2 separate regions of the Mus musculus genome follow, and region 2 is linked to region 1. A link is a loop called in an ENCODE intact Hi-C map of the cell type or tissue named here. Cell type or tissue: heart. All regions are shown on one strand.

Region 1 (2,500 bases):
AGAGCGCCGCTCCGCTCCAAATCCCAGACTCTCCTCCTTTAGTTAAGGCGTGGCTTTCAGCTGCCAATCACAGAGAGGCCGGCCTGGGCTTTGGCCTTGCCCCAGGCAAGGTTTACAGCCAGGGTCGTAGGCCTCCGGCTTCAGGCGAGGTCTCAGGCGCGGCCTCCTCAGGCTTCAGTCGCAGCCAAGTCTCCCCCCTCCTTTTTTTGTTTTGTTTTGTTTGTTTGTTTGTTTGTTTTTCGTGACAGGGTTTCTCTGTATAGCCCTGGCTGTCCTGGAACTGACTCTGTAGACCAGGCTGGCCTTGAACTCAGAAATCCACCTGCCTTTGACGCCCAAGTGCTGGGATTAAAGGCGTGCGCCACCACTGCCCGGCAAGTCTCGTCCCTCTAACCACACTAACGTGCAGGCCCACCCTCAACCCCTACACCTTCAGCGTTGGCATCAGTAGCGGCCTCCTCAAGCGGTGATCGCCTCCCAGCCCCTAACTTCACCACCAGACGCCTAAGGCGGCGTTCCTGCGCAGACCCTGAGAAGGCCCCGCCCTGCAGCCAAGGCCACGCCCTATCCCAGGCGCCAGCCTCAGCACCACCTGCGGGAGGCCCCACCCTATCCAGGCGCGGGCCTCGCCCCACCACGGGCGTCAGCAGCGGTCGGAGGCAGCGGACTGTTAGGCCCCACCCTCTCAAGGCGCAGGCTCCGCCCCGTGGCTCAGGTCCCGCCCTCAGTGCTCGCTGCGCTCGGATGCGGATGGGACGCGGCAGCAGCTCGCCTGTCCTTTGTGTTCGAGTGGCGGCAGCTTCGCAGGCCTTCACCGGCACATTCCTCTGGCCGATCAGTCGCGTGCTTCCTAGCGACCCATCATGTCAGCGGGAGCGGGCGCGGCCGTGGAGGCAGGCTTCTCCAGCGAGGAGCTGCTGTCGCTCCGCTTCCCGCTGCACCGCGCCTGCCGGGACGGGGACCTGGTCGCGCTCTGTTCGCTGCTGCCACACACGCCGCGCGCTCACCTGGCCGCTGAGGACTCCTTCTACGGCTGGACGCCCGTGCACTGGGCTGCGCACTTCGGCAAGGTGGGCGCGGGCACTTTAAGGCGCCATTTTCCGCGTGGTGTGCTGTTAGGGTCAGAGCGCACCCCACGGTGTCTGGAGAGCGCGGTCGGCAGCGGCAGCGCAACCCCTGAGAGTTCCAGGGCGCATGTGCGGTACCGCGCGGTCTGCGACCCAGGACGGTGGGGGGTGGGGGGCGCGGAAGCTGCTCAGACGCCGCGGGCGCCTCGAGGGCTTCAAGGCGCATGTGCGGCGGGCGGCGCGCGACCCAGGACCTCCGGGGGCGCGGGGAGTGTTGGGAGGCGGGGCGGAAATGGGGTCCGTCTCGCCGGCTCCCCCGAAGGATCCAGGGCGCATGTGCACACTTGTGGCTCTTCCGAGCGGGGCGGGCAGACTGCAGTTGAGGCCGTTTGCGCGGAGGCCGCCGGGCTTCGGGAATCGTGGCGAGGAGGAAACTGGGGGCCTCGCGCTTCTGTCTAATGGAAACCGGGTGCAGGGCCCCCTGAAGGCACGGAGGGATGGGCGCTGCCCTCGTAGCCGGGGGTGTCAAGTCTGCACCTGCTATGGCCGACGGCGGGGTCGCGGCCATGCCTATCGGCCCCCTCTCCACCGGGACCGTCCTGTGTAAGCTGCGCTAATTGGCCCCGTTCTCCTGGTGTTGAAAGGTGGCATGCAGTTGGGTGCAGGTAGTCGCTGGGAATCCACCTTCTCGTGGTCGCCTTAGTTAACCTGCACACAGAAGTGCTTCTGCGCCATAAAGCGGCAAAATTCACGCTGTACTGTTTACCAGAATTTGATCTAAAGCTAAAGGAGCATTTTCACGTCTACGGAGAACGAGTTGTAGACTTGACTTTGGAGACCAGTATTGTAGCGGAGGCGAGGACGTTGTAGTTCTGAGCTTTCCTATCTGAAACCTGGATGGTCTTAAGATACGGAACCATCTTGTTAACCCGTTCCAACTATTACGGAAAGCTCTTAGAGGCGAAAAGGCTGAGCCTTTCACCCCAGCCGGGCCATGTGTTACTGCTCTCCCTCCTGTAGGTTTCCAGCGTGTTTCCCTAGGTTGTACCTACCAGTGATGCTCAGGTTACCCAGTAATTTATGGGGCTTATTTATTCCCGGAAAACTGGCCATTGTGAAGGCTAACTATCTTGCTTTTACCAGATGCCCCATTTAAAAGGACCCTCCACAATTCCAAAGCCAGTTTCCTAGGTTGAACACGGCATAGCTAACAGGTTCAAATCCTGGCTCCACGTTAAAGGTTAACTAACTGCTTTTCTCTTGACACCTGTTCATCTTACTGCCACTTTGTACTTGTATGTTTCCCTTGGGAAATCTCACCAGCGATTACTTTTTGGTTTGGTTTGGTTTGGTTTGGTTTTCCGAGACAGGGTTTCTCTGTATAGCCATGGCTGTCCTGGAACTAACTTTGTAGACCAGGCTGGCCTGGAACT
Region 2 (2,500 bases), 690 kb after region 1:
CTTTCTCACAGAGGTAATGTAATCCCCCAACTTCTTCTTTGTAACTTATTTTATTTTACTTTATTATTTTCGTTTTTCTAGACCTGGTTTCTCCCATGTAGCCTTGGCTGTCATGGAACTCACGCTGAAGACCAGGCTGTCCTCAAACTTATCTGCCTGCCCCTGCCTCCTGCGTGCTGGTATTAATTTAATTGATAATCCTTGTTTAAAACAAAAAGAGTTGGGAGGCAGAGACAGTCGGATTTCTGAGTTAGAGGCCAGCCTGGTCCACAAAGTGAGTTCCAGGACAGCCAGGGCTATGCAGAGAAACCCTGTCTCGAAAAACAAACAAACAAACAAACCCCCCAAAAAAACCAACCAACCAACCAACCAAAAGACAAAAAAGAGAGGGCGGAGCATCTCTCTTTGCACTGAGGCTCGATGTTTTACATTCTTAAGTTTATGTCTTAAGAATAAACCCCCTCCCCCTCCAGATCCCCTTCTACTGCACAGCTGGCTTCAGCTGAATGAGGTTACTTAGTTGTTTAGCTGCTATTGTTTTAAGGCGGTGTGTGTGTGTGTGTGTGTGTGTGTGTGTGTGTGTGTGTGTGTGTGTGTGTTAGGGGGTGGCCCCTCCTTGTCAGCCCATGCTCATGAAGCCTGGAACCAGGGCAAGGAGTTAATCTGTGCGCGAACTCCCTGCTATTTGTGGCGCAGTGGCCCAAGGCAGGAGTTTGAGACTTGTTCTACATATCATAGGGGCTCCACAGAGAAACCCCTGCCTGAAAATATCGAGAGAGAGAGAGAGAGAGAGAGAGAGAGAGAGAGAGAGAGAGAGAGAGAGAGAGAGAGAGCGCTCTGCGAATCTCCCTGACCCTCAGGGACCACACAGGTGCGACCCTTTTGGCTTTCCAGTCCTGGCTGAACTTCAGCCTGCCTGCCTTTACTCATCTGTTTGATCCTCTAACCATCCCCATCAACCGTGGTATCTGATCTGTCCTTTGCTGACCCTCTTGCTACGCGTCAGAGGACTTTTTTTTTCCCTATTCCTTTGTCTGATTCGTTTTGCTTTTAAACGTAGGTTTTTTACTATTGTTGGCCACAGAGGAGGAGGCCACTCTTCTGGGCTGCCCGGTGCCAGAGAAGTTTTATTTTGCTCGCTCCCCTTGGCTTTTGCTGTTTTCCCTTCTTCTTTCTCGTTCCTTCTCCTCCCCCTTCCCTGCCTGTAGCTGCAATTTCTTTATGGGTGCAATTTCCTCAGCTATCTCTCTGGCTCAAATGGGGTGTTTGATTTTTATTTGTTTCCTCCAGGGCCGGCCCTTTCACTTGCTGCTCGCAGTCACTATCAGCTTGGCGAGTTCCTCTGTCTGGGATGGCCTTTGCTTCGGTTTTTATGAATGGAGGGCCGGGCTGCTTTGCGCAGGGCTGGTGCCGGTTCTCTGCCGCGCGTACACATCTGTTTCCTGTGCAGCCTCTTCCTTGAATGGCAACTGCTGCTGTTCCGCAGTGGGCGAGGCAGCAGGAAGGCCTGGGCCACCTCCCCACGCCTGCCTGGGCCAGCTGCCAAGACAGGGAGGGTTTTCCCTGGAGCTGATAAGTGCATTACGGAGACTTCCTGGCTTTCTTGGTTCAGGGCGGCCTCGTGGCCTCAGTAAAGGTTCACAAGAACCCAGGCCAAGAGAGAGCTTCCTCCCTGTGCTGTGCAGATGCAGTTAGCAGCAACTCCCCGCAGCCACCTTGTGATTGGTGGTTTAGCTGCTGTCGGCAGAACCCATTCATGAAAACAGAAAGGGAACAGGTTTTTTTTTTTTTTTCATCTCTAAATCTCTGAAACTCCTGCTTACTGAGGGCGTTTTGTGTGCTGGCTTCTTAAGCTTTATGGTTTGGAACTGAAATGTCCCTCAGGCTCAGCTGCCAGCTGATTTGGGGGAGATGACTGGATCTTCAGGGCTGTGACCTCACTGGTGGCCTCATAGCTTGGTGGCATTGCTGAGAGGCCATGGAAAGGAGGTGGGTTCTTCTTGGAGGGAATGGGTCTCTCTCTTGTCTCTGGCCCTCTCTCCCTGTTCGCTGGCCACCATGGGCTGGGCAGCTCTACCCTGCCCCACACTCCTGTCATGATGTTCAGTCTAGGAGTGACAGAGCCTAGGGACCATAGACTGAAACCACAAGAAAGTAAATTCAGTCCTTCTTTGTCATTCCCCACCCCGTGTGTGTGTGTATGTGTATGTGTGTGTGTGTGTGTGTGTGTTTGTGTGTGTGTGTGTGCTTGCATTACATGTGCACACGTAGAAGCTGGAGATTGATGCTGCAGTTCATCCTTGATCATCTTGTTATCTTTTTCATTGAAGGCAGAGTCTCTCAATCAAACCCAGAGCCTGCACATATGTCTGCCATTGGGAGCCAGCTTGCTCTGGCTATTCTGTGCATCAGCCTCCCCAGGCTGGGCTTACAGCAGGCCACCACACCTCTCTGTCATTCTCTGGGAACCTGAATTGCATTCCACTCCTGTGGCACACAT

The links. Peaks named below come from ENCODE experiments on the same cell type or tissue, not always from the same donor. Only the 100,000 strongest peaks of a DNase experiment are listed, where the experiment ranks them.
Region 2: it touches region 1 in a loop (3-fold over the local background); 1 of 42 quality-filtered maps calls a loop at or near these places.

What each region holds. Positions count from the first base shown.
Region 1 is chr8:11,633,981-11,636,480 of GRCm38, reverse strand. It overlaps Ankrd10 (ankyrin repeat domain 10), which reads left to right and starts at 724. Exons shown (of 6, transcript NM_133971.3): 1 at 724-1,070. The coding sequence starts at 864. Mir7238 (microRNA 7238) reads left to right here and starts at 745; the gene lies at 745-787. In heart, a CTCF peak has its summit at 1,382; DNase peaks (open chromatin) are centred at 690 and 1,320; H3K4me3 peaks cover 2,500 bases; H3K27ac peaks cover 2,400 bases.
Region 2 is chr8:10,945,255-10,947,754 of GRCm38, reverse strand. No RefSeq gene overlaps it. Among named protein-coding and RNA genes, the nearest start is that of 3930402G23Rik, 18 kb to the right of the region's middle. In heart, no CTCF peak of the experiment used is centred here; a DNase peak (open chromatin) is centred at 1,514; H3K4me3 peaks cover 889 bases; H3K27ac peaks cover 2,284 bases.